2 separate regions of the Homo sapiens genome follow, and region 1 is linked to region 2. Evidence: chromatin loops called from intact Hi-C (ENCODE). Cell type or tissue: Calu3. All regions are shown on one strand. Links, peaks and the distances in the headings refer to the core of each region. The heading gives the core; the rest is flanking DNA.

Region 1 (8,341 bases), core at 36-8,035, 110 kb after region 2:
ATTCACTCACCAGTGATTCACCCAGAGTCACTTCTAGTCCTACAAGCCCCATTCGTGGTAAGTGCCCTATAGAGGTGTGCCACTTTTTTTTTTACCCTGTGTACTGTATTTTTACTGTACCTTCTCTATGTTTAGATTTGTCTAGATACACAGATACCATTGTGTTAGAACTGCGTATTCAGTACAGTAACATGTTCAGATTTGTAGCCTAAAAACTAGGTGTTTCTATGATGTTCACTCAGTGAGGAAATTGCCTAATGATGCATTTCTCAGAATGTATCCCCATCATTAAGCAATGCATGACTGTAATGGAGTAATGTGACCTGGTATTCTTTTTCCTTTTTATAGTTCACACTGTATATTTTTAAACAATACTTCAGTGTTTCAGTTTATTTGTGAACTTTGATTTGTGCACTCATTTACACATTCATACATACATTGATTCACTCCTTCATAAATACTTTATTGATGAAATATTACTTACTGGAAGTGCCAGTGAGGTACAGGAGATACAGCAGTACACAGTGCTGAAATAGTCACAGCCCTCATGGACTTGACAGTGTGTTTATCATTGGATTGGATTTAAGAGAATTAGCTAATTTTTTTCTGTTGAGAGTTCATGCCATATTTGACTTTTGGATTTTCTGAGATTTATATTAATACATTTGAAAATTTTGGTTTTAGAATTAGGCTAATGGTTACAGTTGTACCTCAGTTTATTGTGCTTTGTTTAATTGCACTTTGCACATATTGCATTTTGTACAAATTGAAGGTTTGTGGCAACTCTGTTGAGCAAGTCTATCTGTGTCATTTTTTCCAACAGCATATGCTCACTTGATTAGCATTTTTAGCAATAATGTTTTTAATTAAGATACGTACTTTTTAAAAGACATAATGCTATTGCACATTTAATAGACTATAGTGTAGTGTAAATATAACTTTTATATGAGCTGGGAAACCAGAATTTCATATAACTTGTTTTATTGCCATATTTATTGTAGAGGTCTGTAACTGAACCCAAAAGGTCTCTGAGATATAACTTGTATATAGATTTTGATTTGGTCACTACATATGTTTATGATTGTTAGCTTATACTTATTGGCATTCTGAAATTTTCCTTTTTTCACTTAATATTGTTTTTGTGCTCTGTCCGTGTGCAATGTAGTTACAGCTGTAGCTAAAGCTATTGGTAGGTTATGCCTTTTAGCTGCTGTATAGTATTCCATTTGAATATGTAGCACTACTTTTTATTTATTCTTTAATTGATAGACTTTTAGAATATTTCCCCTTTTCCTCTTCTAGTCAGTTAATACTACAATAATTGAGGTCTCTTATGAGTCAAAACTTTAAACAGCTTTGAAAGAGAGCTATCTTTTGTCTCATTAATGTAATTTTAAAATAGAAGTATTTGAATTTTGCCTTTAGTATTTTTGATATTTGGAGAAAGTTCCAGTTGACTTAGTTTAAATGGAGTCTAGTTTGTGTGCTTTTCATACCTTACCAGTAAAAGTCCTGAACTGGTCATTTTACTTGGAGTGTATGAATTGGCATAGCACAGTACTGAACAGGTAAAAGGAAACAAAGTATAGGAAAGCAGCTAATTATAGTAATTGCAGCTGGTTTCAAAGTACTTCTAACAGTTTGTGCATAATGCTTACTTGAAAGCATCAAATGGGTGCTAGTTGTGAAATAGAACACCTGTTTGTTGTTGAGCATGTGTTTATGCAGATGATTGTTGTTGTCAAAGCACCTTGATGTAGAGTAGTCCTGTTTACATTTACATTCTCCCCAAAGGATTAACAGTGTTCTCTCAATAAATTTGCAGTCTATTCTCCTCTCAAAGGCTGCTGTTTGGAGGGTGGTGTGAAAGAGGCAACAAGTGCTTGCTAATCACTTGAATATACATAATTAGCTGCAGTCTGGTGCACTGGATTCTTTGTAGAACCATAACAATACTGATTGGCAAATGCACATAACAATAGATGTGTCACCATATAGTCCTTGAGAGTGCTGGTTGTTTGTTCATTGGTATTTATTACTTATTTTTCTCAACATGAGTTAAATTTTTATTATCAGTACACAAACTCTTTTCCTGTTCTTTTAAATGAACCAGTGTGTTATATAACAACTCCGTCATCACTAAGAAGCAGTGTTGTAAATTTCTAGACTACCTAGAGTCTGAGGGTATTATTTAAAAACACATTTGCTGTATTTAGTAATTCCAAAGATTGAGAAACGTCCAGTCAGCCACCATCTCTTCCCTTTGGTAGGCTCAGCAAGGGAGTGGAGAAGCTTTTTAATGGAAGAAAGAGGCAGCTTTAGGTATGCTGTGGTTGGAAGGCTGTTGGCATGGGAAAGCTGGAAGTGTGGGTATCTTGTGTGACTGGTCTGGGGAACATCTTAGCTTTTTCTGTTTGGTCCTTGGTTGTCATTGCCCAAGTCCTGACCGTTCTGGGCTCTTGGCTGCAGAGCTTGTGGTTTGCCATCCTGCGTTGGTTGCAAAGGTTGTGGCTCAGAGTTCTGTGGTTATACATGATCTCACTGTTGTCCATTTTATATTCAGCCTCTCAGTGGGTAGTGTTGTTAAGATGAGGCGAAATTTATTTAGAAAAAATATGTAAATCTATATGAGGAACAATATTAAGTAAATAATGTAGATGGCATGTGAATATGACACAAATTGTGAAGGTGGTAAATGAAATTAGGAAGAAAGGAAAAACCGTTACATGGTAATTACATATGAGGCATTTCACTGAGTGTTTTCCCATTTTATTTCATTTTATCCTCTTCAAAGCTCTATAAGTACAATATCATAATCCTGAAATTATAAATGAAGATTCTGAGGGTTAGTGAAGTACATTGGTCCATGGTTGCACAGCTAATAAACAGGAGCTGGAATTCCAACCCAGAGCTTACTGACTTGAGCTTACTGACTTTTGACTCTAAAAAGAGGCACAAACTATTAGTTTACAAATGTGATCATTCCATGAACTGAGATCTTTCAGTGCGTCACTTCTAGTGCCTTCTATTTCTCTTCACAGAACACTCTTTTTGGATAAAGAGGGTTTAAAAAATAATCTCTCTATTGATTTTTAAATAGCTGCGGTGGCTAGCTTCCAAGTCTGCAACTATGTACTTCCTTGTTTCAAGCTGGCCTCACTATGTGTGTAGAGGACGCCTTGGCTTATCCTAGTTACTGTTGCTGTACTGAGACCATCCAGTAAGAGTGACTCAGAGCTTGCCCATTACCTCTTCTTGCCCCTTAGTTCTTGCTGTATATCAAAGCAAGTGTTTTCTAAATTCTTGCAGACTCTTTGTTCTCTATTGCCTTATTATTGGTGATATTGCATGCCATTTATCTTAAACGTATGGATGGTAGAAAACATGAGCTGCTACAACAACATAATATATATCTACAGCAGGCTATTATATATATTTTTTGCTTTCATTTTGGCATGTGGTAGATACTTACATATAAGAGTTTATGCTATGAGCAGAAATAATCGAAATGTCACGGGATCCTTCAGGTGTCACTCTGCCAGCCGGGAACCATTGTGGCCTGTGGCGCCCCTGCTTGAGTTTCACTCACTCCCACTGTGCTCGTTCCACCCACTCAGCCCGGCAGGCTGCACTCAGTTCGCCCAACCCGGATCCCACGCCTGATGAGGGCAAACCAGGCTCAGAGCACTGAAGGGTGTGTGAGAGAGCTAACACAGGGTCCGGCCAGCTGTGGTGGGGCAGGCAGCTCTGGGTGCTGGCAGAGGTGCCGGCTCCTTGCCAGGCTGCAGCTGGAGCAGGCGTACCACACGTAGTTTCTGGTGCAGGTGCTGGTGTCTGGAAAAGGGGGATGCGGTGGCACCTAAAAACTTGGGGACGCCAGCAACTGCAGAGCCTCAAGGAGTGGGTCAGGCGTGCTCTCTCATTCTCTCCACCCGCGGCTCGGCGAGCAGGGGGAGCAGGTTTCAGCTTGTTCAGTCCCACCACCTCACCCCAGCCGGCGGCTCCCAGGCTGGCCCAGCTCCACTGCCACTTCCTGTCACATGGGGCAGCTGCCCAATGCAGGCAGAAGGCAGGAAGGCTATAGTGTTACAGCCCTGGCTTGGGAAATCCTGATGTCTCGGCCCCCAGAAGTGTCACTGCTTTTCACTCCTGCAGTCCAGCAAATGGGAGCATGTCACCACCACAGTTTGGTGAGTTGGCCAGGAAAGTGTTGCAGCCCTTTTCATGCCCACTGTTGGGTGGGTCCCGAATTCTGGTCCTTTGTCCAGGAAGAATGAGGTTACGTGGACAACTGGAAGGTGAGCAAGGTGGAGAAGTTTTACTGAGTAGCAGAACAGCTCAGCAGAGAGGAGACCCAAAGCGGGCAGCTCCTAAGGGTAGTCCTTACTTACCTTGAGTCCAGCTGAAGCTGGGGTTTTTATGGGCTCAAAATGGAGGAAGTGTGTGCTGATTGGTCCCTGGGCAGGAGGAAGTGCGTGCTGAGTGGTCCATGGGTGGACCTGGAAAAAACACCATTTCATTGGCTGAAAGGCGTAAAGGAAATTCTCCCTCCAGGTTGTGGATTCCAGCTAGAAGGAGCAGCCAGGTTTTCAGGCTTCATGCTGTGTGTGCCCTGAAGGTTGGGTTTCACTGGGGACCTGTCCCAATCTGCCTAGGAATTTGTCTGCCTCCTGCCACTATCACAATTTTATTTCTGAAATACACAAATATTTAAAGCTGTTAGGAAGGTGTCAGTAGAGAGACTTGGAAAATACAGGCAAGATGAAAGTAAATTATTCTGGTAATAAAGTGACCCATTCTTATTAGGGAAAATGAAAAATATACATAAAGAAGAACACTGTAATCTATCATTTATTGTCCAGAGATATTACTAATATTTTATGTCTCCTTAATCTTTTGTCTATGCACATATTTTTATTTTTAAAATACAACATTTGGAATTTTATATCTTGCTTTTTTTCTCTTAATATTATGAACGTTTTCCCATATCATTAAGGACTTTTAATAGCATTTTATAATTATTTACCTAACAGTTCTCCCTGATCATTAGACAGTTAAGATAGATTTCAGATCTTTTTTTAAGGTAGATTTTTATGAGTGAAATTACTGGCTCAAAGGATATGGTTACTTTCATGTCTCTTTATAATCTATGAGGTACTTGATTTTTTTCCTGGAAAGGCTGTACCCATTTATGTTCTCACCATATTCTCATGCTTTAAACTCAGTGCATATGCTCTTATTTTCACTAGTATTTTGAATTCCACCCTTTTAATCTTTTCAAAATCTCAAATCATTACCTCTCTTGTATTACCAGTCTCTCCCTCTCTGCTTTATCATTCACACCGGCATATAAAGGTGCAATAGTATCTTCCATCCTAAAAAGAAAAGCCCCCTCTTGACATATTGCTTCCCATTCTGCTACTGCCTCTATTTCTGCTTCTCTTTTAATAAAATTTTATTGCATGGTTTGTCCACACTGGCATCTTTCATATTCTCACCTTGTAGTTAATTTTCTGCCCTAAACTCTAGTTTATTTGGATTTCTTACTCCTCTGAAGAGTCTAGTAAAAATCATTGACATCCGCGTGAACATTTTTCTCTTTCTTTTTCTCCATCTCTTAATATCATTCAGCACAAGTAGCAACTCAATTCTTGAAACCCAACCTTGGTTTCTCCTAACTCATTGGCTCTTCCTTTCTGATCTTGTATCAGTTCTTGATACACTACCTGATGCCTACTTATTGGAGGGCCATGTGACTCCATGGAGGACTCCTTTCCCTAAGGAAAAACTAAGTTTCCCTGAAGTCCTTTTTGTCTCTAATAACTTTTTACCTCTTCTGGGATGTCTGGCATATGACTCTTGCCTTAGAGTCCATAGACTGCAAATGAGTTTGTGCTTTTAATGACACGTACTTTAAAACTCATTGATCTTAGTTTTATTAAGTCTTTAGATTTTTGAAAATTTTCTTTCAAGTGGTTATTCTTTGAAATCGTGAAGAACTGACAGCATATGACCAGACAGTTTTTCTACAAAAGCATTGGGATTGCCTGTCCTGTCCTATCTGTTCCCATAAAGTTTTAGGTGAAATACAAAGGTTTATGATCTAAATTCACAATTGCTAGTATGATGCATTAGCACACCATAAGTTCACAGTACTCTTTGCACTATATTCCTGAATGATTAAAACTTACAGCTGGCATAGTATCAAGTGCTGGCTGCCCAAGTGTCTCCCTCACAACCTATAGATAGAGTTTATTGCCTGTCACAGAAAGGGAGTACACCACCTGGTTAGAACTTTGGCGGTTTCTTGGAGGGAAGAAAGCAAGGATAGTATGTACTGAGAATCAAAGTTTGGTTGAGGTTGAGTGAATACTGGGTGTGTGTGTGTGTTTGATTAAAATTGGATGATGACCATTATGCAACAGCAAGGGATTCAAAAAATCTTACATACTGTTGGGGCTTTCTATTGAATCGTTGATGCGTGTTTCAGGAGTTTGCTGTGATGAACAATCAAACCGTTTGCCAGGGTGAGGCTCTCCCTGAATAGTCAAGTCATGTTAACGTACACTGTGAGTTGTTTAGGGAGTTGATAGTTTTAGTCTTCAAGTTGTATGTGGTTTCTGTTAAACTATTAATGTCATAGGACTACAACATACTACTTCAAGCTCTTAAAATGGCTTTCCCTTATTTTTGAGAGATGTAGCTGAGTGCTGCTTATAGTCAGGTCAATTCTTATAAAACACCAACATCCCTCTATGCCTAAATATCAAATCAGTGTTATAATTATTTTTTTAAACTAAGATTATATCAAATTTTTTAGTTTGATACTTACAAAATAGTTATGATGCTTTTTTTTCTTGGTTCTCTTTTTTTCTTTGCTAGAAAGACTTTGAACTATAAGGATGGAGGTTCCTTTTCTGCAGACTTAAGAAAGAGGATGTGAAACTTGGTGTCATGAGTTCTAAATACCTCAAGTTATTGTTGCAAGAATAGGGTTTTCAGTTTTGCAATTTCAGCCTATAAATTACAATGAAGAGTAAGAGTCCTTATAATAATAAACTTTTGGGGCTGGGAGCAGTGGCTGACACCTGTAATCCTGGCAATTTGGGAGGCTGAGGTGGGAGGATCATTTGAGGCCAAGAGTTCTAGACCTTCCTGGGCAACATAGCAAGACCCTATCTCCACAAAAAGTGAACAAAATTAGCCACGCATGGTAGTGCATGCCTGAAGTCCCAGCTACTTGGGAGGATTGCTTGAGTCAGGAGGTCAAGGCTGTGTTGAGCTGAGATTGTACCATCGCACTCCAGCCTGGGCAACAGAGCAAGACCCTGTCTCAATCAATCAATCAATCAATCAACTAACTTACTTTTGGTATTGTATGCTGATTTATGAAGGTTGAACCTAGGATTAAATGTTGTCTTTTGTCTGCCCTTTATTTTTCTTCCCTTAACAGATGCCATGTTGAGCTGCCTTGTCCTGATTTTGACCCACAATGTGTATTCAGCCTCAGCACTTATTATGTAGGTTAGGCTCCTTTTAAATGTTAATGTTTCACATTTATGCTTGTGTGAATTGCTCATTTTCTGTCATAACCTGGGGGTATGGAAGGAATCTGTTGAAGACCAAGGAGGTGGGCTTTACCACAATACTGACATCTCTTCTCAGCTCAGGCAGGGAGCCTTGGCTAGGCCACCTATTGCCACTGCCTAAGTAGAAGGTGATTGGCAGAATCTTATCTGCTTTGCTTTGACTTTTCATTGCCAGAGTTTGTTGAAGGATGCCAGATGTTTGGGAAAACAAGTTTCTTTTTGCTTTCTATCCCTATTCTTGCCAAATTCTTACCTGTTTTTTCATGAGGATGCCCTGGCTTGCAAGAAAAAGCAAGAAAAATAAAAACATAAGTTTGATTCTTAATTTGAGCATTCTGACCCATTTTCAGCTTTATATATCCTTGGTCCATTTTTCTTCCTGTTATTTTGACAACTCTCATGGCTGTGGGACTGAGTGCTTGTTCATAGATAAATGTTAACTTTCTTTTGGGTTGAAAAAGAGAATATTGGTTGCTAAGTTGAGCAACCACAGACTGAGATTTTCAGAAAATTGACAACTTCTTTTGAGAATTTACCTGTTGTAAGTTATAGAAACTGAACTTAAATATTACCAAACAACCATATTAAATATTTGCCATATTTTAGATTGTTCCCTGCATTAATTGAGTTCACTTTATAGGTGTAAAATATTTTTATATTTAGTAAGCAGATCAAATAATATTAACCCCACAACTTTTTCCCACACGTTAAAAAACACCTGACTCTTCATCCAGATAATTTTTCCAGATTTC
Region 2 (8,341 bases), core at 17-8,016:
TTACTTAAACTTTGTGTATTTTCGTGAAAAGATAGCTATGTTTTCTTTTGTTATTATATCTTTTAGTTCAAGAATTTGTCCTTGGGAAGGTAAGGCAATCACTGTTAACAACTTGTTAGTTGGATGCTTAGCATGATTTGATAGGAGCTTGTCTTTATAGTGTGATTAAGTTTTGAAGTGTTAAAAAGAAAAATTTAAAACTATCTTAGATTTGAGCAACAAAATGCAAGAACTGAAAAACCATTTTCATTTTGAGCAAATCAGTCTTGTGATCTGACTGGCATTTTTATTTTTAAGTTAATATGCATTAATAATACAATTAATTTTTGTTAGAAGATTTGTGTTACTCCAGGTTTCAGCATGTGCATCAGTATTTTAAATCCTGGTCACACAGCATACCTTCTTTTGGAAAGATAGTCCTGAATCTTCCGACAACAAATACTTTGTCCTGATCTTTTACATGGGATAGGATTAGATTCAGTTTAGAGTTAATGCTAACCAATGCCTGGTAAGCAGTTGCCATGTGCCAGGCACTGTTCTATGTGCTTTACCTGTATTCATTTAATCTTTCAAACAACCCCTGCTACACTTTTGAAAGTGATTTTCACATAAGAAAAACTTATTGTGGCATTCTAAAAATACCTTTTATTTAAACTTTCCTAATTCTGCAACACTTCTAGTGTTTTTCTTGTTTGTACCTATTATTACAGTTAACAGTGATAATTCTAAATTTGCAAAATTTGGTACAATAATTTCCATAGCATCAAGTTAATAAAAGTGTATTGACTGGCCCATTAACATCACCTTTCATTTGTTTAAAATGCCAAATTAAATAACTCAAATGTTTACAGATTTTATTATAGCATCATAGTCTTTAATCAAATTAGATGTAAACTCATTTTCTCTGCCAAGTAATCTTTGAATACTAATGGGTAGATAAAATTAATATATGCTTCTTGACTTGTTGATGTGTTTTTTAGTTCTGTTTCTTTTCAGTACTCTATCACCAACTACAGGTATTTCTCATTTCTAAATATTATGAGAGGAAAGTAAAAAGATTTACTAGAAGAAAACACTAGAATTGCAAATGATAATTTTTCTTCCCTATATTAGATAATTCCTATATATATATGGATGGATTTAAAAAAATTTATAATTAGGGAGATTCCCAAGACAGATTTTAGGAGGATTTTACATGTATATTGGAATCTATATTAGAAAGCTTCTGACTGTATTTGGGGGACTAGGGGATGGGAGGGGAAGGAGGACAGTATTTTTCCAATAATGGAGCTTAGCCCAAATTTTGTCTTAGTTGAAATGCTGTTTGAATGTTTTATCTTCCAATTATCAAACTTTTGAGGACATGAACTATGTATGTATAATCATGTCTTTCACTTATGATGCCATCTATATATGAAGTAGATACTCCGTAGATTTTAACTTGCAGAATCATAAATATTAGCTCTGGAAGAGCTATAAAGCTATTCAGAGTTCATCTAATGCTATACTTTCATTTTTATGGCTCCGGAAACTGAGGCACAGATAATTAAAGTGACCTTATACAGCATCACTCTGGGTGGGGCAGGGACTCAAGTTTCTTGGTCTTTCTGGTGCTCTTCCTAATACACCATTGTGATGAACCTTGTTAGAGGATTCCATACCTATTGGGTAGCTCAGTTTAATCTGGGGGTAAATTCTGTCAAGCTGATTCTTGGTATTTAATGGACCATATATCAATTGCATTTTATATGTATGTATGGATTTTTAAAAATTTATGATGAGGCTCCCAAGACAGATTTTAAAATGATTTTACATGCATATTACAAAAATATGGCCAACTGTGCAACCAAATTCTTTTTCTTTTCTTTTCTTTTTTTTTTTTTTTGAGACAGGTTCTCACTGTAGCACCCAGGCACGGTCACCACTCAGCATAGCCTAGACTTCCTGGGCTCAGGTGATCCTCCCACCTCAGCCTCCTGAGTAGCTGGGACTACAGGTGCCTGCCACCACTCCCAGCTAATTTTTGTATTTTTTGTGGAGATGGGTTTTGCCATGTTGCCCAGGCTGGCCTTGAACTCCTGGACATAAGTGATCCTCCTGCCCTGGCCTCCCAAAGTGCTGGGATTACAAACTAATATCCCTTTTTGACACTCTACAGCAACAGACTCATGGTGATTTTGAGGAGTCTCAGCCTTACCTATAGGTTCTGCCTGTGACCTCATAATACATGAGGCTGGTGGTCTTGCATTCAGCTACATAGCTTTTGTCAGGCTATTTAGTCAGGCTGTCTAGAGAATGTTTAGTCTTGATTCCTGACTGTTAAATGGTTAAGCTCCACACTTAATTTGCATTGAAGAATGACCTGTAGTCTAATTTAGCGCTAGGTTGGGAGTCTAACACTGAACTTAACTGCTATGTATCATTTATCACAAACCAAGTTGAGAGAGTATGTTTGTGTAGTCCATCTATCCATTTTTCTAGTTATCTAAAATTTATGATATGATTCTTGACCACATAACACTGGTGTACCTGGACCACATTTTTTGGTCCCCTTCTGTGCAAATGGATTTACTAATTTTATGTTGGCATTTTCCTTTTTAGTTTGAGAGTGACAATAAGCAATGACCCTGTAAAACTCATTGCTGTATATGGGAGGGTGTTTTTGAGGACTTTCCCGCATACATCTTATGAAGAAGACCCATGGGATAAATTCGATGTTTGTCCCAGGAAAAGTTGTATTTCTTCTGAGGAACTTTTTTTGCTTTTTAAAAAAATTTGTGCAGCGTGGACAATATAGCGGGACCCCATCTCCACAAAAATTTTTTTTAAAAATTAGCTAGGCATGGTGATGCCTGCCTGTAGTCCAGCTCCTCAGGAGGCTGAGGTGGGAGGATTGCTTGACCCCCATTGGAGGCTGCAGTGAGCTATGATTGTGCCACTCTACTCTAGCCTGGATGATGGGGGGAAACCCCATCTCAAAAAAAAATTTTTTTTGGATACTGTAAATAGGAAAGCCTGTTGTGTTTTGTTATTTGCATTGTCTTCCCAAGAGCTCCATGCCAAATTTGTGACGTATCTTTCCCAAGTATGTATGCCTTTACTCTGACTTCTTTTTATCTTAAGGCAGTATAGTTTTGGAATGCAGGCTCTGGAGTCAGACAGCCTGGGTTCAGATCTTGGCTCCACATTTACTAGGTGTGTTGAAATTGAGCAAGTTGGTTTATCTGTGTGAGCCTCAGTTTCCTTGTCTGTGAAATGGAATTAATAGTATCCTCATAAGGTTATAAAGATCACATAAGAATAATAGATGTAAGTACCCGTAACAGTTCTTGGCACATCTTGAGTACTAAATATTTTTTTCTACTTTCATATTCCCTTTGTTTCACTTTACTTTATAATAAGTACATAATATGAAATCAATTATTTTTTAATCTCCTTAAAATATTTCTTGGAACAGGCAGAGTAAGAATACGTAAATGATGAGTTCTTGGTACGTTGTATTTTATATCACTTAAAGTATTCACGACTGGTTGTGGTGGCTCACTTCTGTAATCCCAGCACTTTGGGAGGCTGAGGCGGGTGGATCATGAGGTCAGGAGTTTGAGACCAGCCTGGCCAATATGGTGAAACCCCGTTTCTACTAAAAATACAAAAATTAGCAGGGCGTGGTGGCGCACACCTGTAGTCCCAGCTGCTTGGGAGGCTGAGGCAGAAGAATCGCTTGAACCTGGGAGGTGGAGGTTGCAGTGAGCAGAGATCGCGCCACTGTACTCCAGCCTGGCGACAGAGTGAGATTCCGTTTCAAAAAAAAAAAAAACAAAAAATTTACAATTGCTTCTGAAATTACAGGGATTTAGGGCAATTAACTTTCATTCTCTTCCCTCTTCACCTCAAATACACATCACCAAACAAATTTTCTCTATTATTTGGGTAGGCGTGACTGGTTTTCTTAAGACTTTTTTGTTGCAACCTCTTAGGTTAAAAGTTTCACTATCATTTGAAATTGGTCACAAGACTAGGGAAGTGCTTTCATTATAGAACTATTTAATAAATAAGTTCCCCAGTTTGAAGAGCCAGACTTTTATGTGAGGTCAGGCCAGTTGAAGACATTTACAAAGAATTAGTTGTTTGTTATTGCTCTGTGAGTTGCAAGAATGGAAAAAAAATTCTTTCTTCAATACTTCCTTCCAGGCTGAGTCATCACTAGAGAGTGGGAAGGGCAGCAGCAGCAGAGAATCCAAACCCTAAAGCTGATATCACAAAGTACCATTTCTCCAAGTTGGGGGCTCAGAGGGGAGTCATCATGAGCGATGTTACCATTGTGAAAGAAGGTTGGGTTCAGAAGAGGGGTAAGTGCTCCGCAAACCAAAAATAATACGGTTGGTAAGAGTGCTAGCAGTGAGTGGTGTCTTAGAAGTTGATCTTTTTTCTGATACTGTTAAACTGTGTCATGCTATGTCTAGTAAGAGAGAAATGATATATTTAACGTGTGTTAGGAATTTGCTTGTTATTAAGGGATTTTTTTGTAATTCTTGATTTTGAGCATTTATAATCTAGTTAAGTTAGGTTTGACTTTCTGGTATGTTGTGTGTAGCGTGTTACAGAAAGTGTTGTATTTTTCTGTGGTGTCTACAGGTTCTGTAATCTGGAGAGATATCTTTAGAATCATTTAATATATGTAAAAGTACGATCCTATATGCATTTAATCACATGTAAATATATAAATAAGAGAATTAAGCCAGTTTGAATGGTTGTAGGGGAATGGCTTAAAGTAGAAAAGGGGAAAGGGTTCACCCGCAAACTCATGGATTAATCCCATAAATTTGGTAAGTAAAGTCCTGACGTAAAAGGCCAAATGAGGACAAGGATTTTTTGTGTGTGTATGTTTATGTTTAATTTCGTATTTTTATTTTTCATCATCTAGGTTTAATACACCTTGTTCACTCCTACTTTAGATAAATAACTTAAGCACATTATTATTTTTTATTATTAAAGGAAGAACCCTTCGATGTAAAGCGGTTTATCATCTGTGAGATCACCTGCTTATGTGGTCAATATATTTATTAGAAATTTAGAGTTTAGATTAGTTGCTAGGCAACTACTGTTTACCCACATGGCCACGTCGAGTAGGATGAGGACTGTTCCATTCTCAGAACCTTTTAGTTCCTGTATATCTACTTTATGGTTACAAGTTCCCTCCTAATATTGATTTTAATATTTTTTGAAGGTCTGTAGTAAATACCTATCCTGAAAAGCTGTTGTCATAGTTAAATGTGATTATGGATTATTTTTTAAATGAGCCTTATTAAGTCGTAACTTACATAATAAAATTAAGCAATGTAAAGTCATAATTTGATGAGTTTTGCCAGAGATACACAGTAGTGTAACAAACACTCTGAAAACGATATAGTGGTTATTTTCATTAACCCGAGAGGTTCCTTTGTTCTCCCTTGCAGCCCAGTCCTCATCCCTTAACCCTGGCAACCACTTTATCTGCTGTTACTATAATTTTGCTTTTCTAGAATTTCATATAAATGGAATCATGCAGTACATAGTTTTTTTATGGCTGATTTCTTTTACATAGCATAATACTGTTAATATTCATCCATGTCTTGTATATCATTAGCTTTTTTTTTATGGTTGAGTAGTAGTTCATGGTCTGGATATATCACAGTTTATCTGTTAATCACTTGTTGGACATTTGGGCTGCTTCTAGCTTTTGGTTAGTACGAATAAAGAGTCTGGACATTAGAGTGCATGTCTTTGTGTAATGTGTTTTCATTTGTCTTGGGTAATAACTTAGGAATGATATTGCTGGGTCATATGGTAAGTGTGTGTTTAACTTTATAAGAAGTATATGTTTAACAAACTGCCCAGCTGTTTTCCGATGTGCCTGACCATTTGTATTGTCAAGTGTAATTTCTTTCAATGTCATTCTCCTGTTATAAATTACGAAAGCATTTTCAGATTTCAGTGCTTTATAAAGGCTTTTTTGATTTACTTTTTAAACGTATTTATATTATTCTACTTTTTTTGGAGGGGGATGGCAAATCACTTGAACCTTTTTGAGTTTTACTTTACTAATCTCTAAAATCTGCTTTCACAAGATGGTTTTGAGGGTTAAATGAGATGATGGTTGTGGATTTATTTTGACAGTTCTAACACAATGTAAGCTGTTGCTATCTCCACATATTTATCAAAGGTTTAGGATGATTCTTTAGTCTGTTTAATTAATTATATCTTTGAAATACCATAATAGAAAGTATTTAGTCCATGGACTATAGAAAAAAAAATGAATAAGAATTTGCCATCATTTTTCTAATAATGTGTATGTGTTTATTTTGAGATGTGTATGTGTATGTGTTTCTAATAATGTGTATGTGCTTATTTTGAGATGAATAGTTGCATAAACATAAAAATTTGAATAACACACAAAGGTATAAAATGAAAAATAAAAATCTCCCTATCTTTTCTACCTCCTTTGTCAGAGATAATCATTTTAGAACTTTTTTTCCTATTTTTAATTGTCTCATCATTATGCCAGTTTTTTATATAATATACTAAACTTTAACCTTCAGTAACCTAATATCTCCCCATTGTGAAAAATAGAAGGATTTAACTTTTAATACTGATCCTACCTTCTTCCTTTTATTTTTTGGTTGCCTTTATGATTAAACTTATAGCTGTTTAACAGTTAACTTTAGAGTGTTCAGACATTGTCTCTAAACTTGCCACTTTATAAGTTGTAAAAAAAAAAAATTAGCTTTTCTCCTCATCTTTCCCTTGAATTCCTCACATTCCCTTTCCAGTTTTTCAACTGTAACATTTATTTTATATGTCAAGGTTTATAATAGTTATACTTGCTGATTCTGAAAAGCAGTTAAAATATTACATTATATAAATAATATGACTAAACAAAGTGGTATGATGAGATTCTTAGAGAGCAAATGGATTTATTTTATTTTACTTTAAGTTCTGGGATACATGTGCAGAACGTGCAGGTTTGTTACATAGGTATACATGTGCCATGGTGGTTTGCTGCACCTGTCAACCTGTCACCTAGGTTTTAAGCCCCCCATGCATTAGGTCCTCATGCTCTCCCTTACCTTGCCCCCCACCCCCAGCAGGCCCTGGTGTGTGATGTTCCCCTCCTTGTGTCCGTGTGTTCTCATTGGAGAACAAATGGATTTCTTACGCTCTCTTTGTACTCCAGAGCTGCCATACTTTAATTTGGTTTCTAGTTTGGACTGTGGCTATTTTTCCTGGATTTTCTTTATTTTTATTTTATTTTATTTTATTTTTTGAGACGGAGTCTCGTTCTGTCACCCAGGCTGGAATGCAGTGGCATGATCTCGGCTCACTGCAACCTCCGCCTCCCGTGTTCAAGTGATTCCCCTGCCTCAGCCTCCCGAGTAGCTGGGATGCCACCATGCCAGGCTAATTTTTTGTATTTTCAGTAGAGACGAGATTTCACCGTGTTAGCCAGGTTGGTGTCGATCTCCTGACTTCGTGATCTGCCTGCCTTGGCCTCCCAAAGTGCTGGGATTACAGGCGTGAGCCACCGCACCCGGACCTTTTCCTGTATTTTCTGTTTTTTTTTTTTTTTTGAGATGGAGTCATGTTCTCCGTCTCATCAACAACAACAACAAAAAATTGATATAATAAAGTTATAATATAGTTATTACTTTGAATATTAGTCTTTTTTCGTAAGACTATATGCATCAATTGTTGTTATCTCCAGATATAATCTGATTTGTACTTTTAATGTGAGTAAGTTGCTTTTCAGTAAATATCTTCTTGGAAAATAAAAAAAGGGCTGAAAGATAAATATTCATTATTACGTAGGATAAATGCTTTCCTAACCTTGGTTATTAGTGATATATTAATAGTGATATCCTATTTTTTACACTTTTCTGGACAGTTGAAAATGATAAGTATTAATTGAGATAACACATTACCATAGTATTGTTGGTGTTAGAAATGGCAATAAAAGAAACATCACGGAGCAAACATCAAGTAAAGTATTGTCTGCGTTTTCCTCCTTGATGGATCCAGGACAGCTCCTTACAACTTGGTTGCACATCAGCATAGGAGGCATCTCTGTATATATTAAATACTTACTAAATGATCTTACTCAAAGACGAGCCTGTAGGTATGTTCTAGGTGACTCTAAATCTCTAAATTGGATTTCAGCACTTCTCTTAATTTTTTCCCTTATAGCTAGTGGTAATATTTGCTATGAAGGTACTTAGTGTATTAATAAAGTAGGAAATTTAGCCAGTTTAAAAGGTCTAAATTATAGAATTAAATAAATTGCAATAGTATTAATTAAGGGCTTATT

What was found. A loop is a pair of places that touch in the nucleus more often than their neighbours do. Peaks named below come from ENCODE experiments on the same cell type or tissue, not always from the same donor. Only the 100,000 strongest peaks of a DNase experiment are listed, where the experiment ranks them.
Region 1: a loop joins it to region 2, with 6 times the contacts of the local background. A loop is called at or near these places in 7 of 110 quality-filtered maps.

The regions. Positions count from the first base shown.
Region 1 is chr1:243,726,306-243,734,646 of GRCh38, reverse strand. The region is part of intron 2 of AKT3 (AKT serine/threonine kinase 3); the gene reads left to right. Among named protein-coding and RNA genes, the nearest start is that of AKT3-IT1, 64 kb to the left of the region's middle. In Calu3, for the core only: no CTCF peak of the experiment used is centred there; DNase peaks (open chromatin) are centred at 3,156, 3,686, 4,016, 4,426 and 1 weaker place.
Region 2 is chr1:243,839,133-243,847,473 of GRCh38, reverse strand. It overlaps AKT3 (AKT serine/threonine kinase 3), which reads left to right. Exons shown (of 14, transcript NM_005465.7): 2 at 4,192-4,349. The coding sequence starts at 4,304. Among named protein-coding and RNA genes, the nearest start is that of AKT3, 6.9 kb to the left of the region's middle. In Calu3, for the core only: no CTCF peak of the experiment used is centred there; DNase peaks (open chromatin) are centred at 4,213 and 5,123.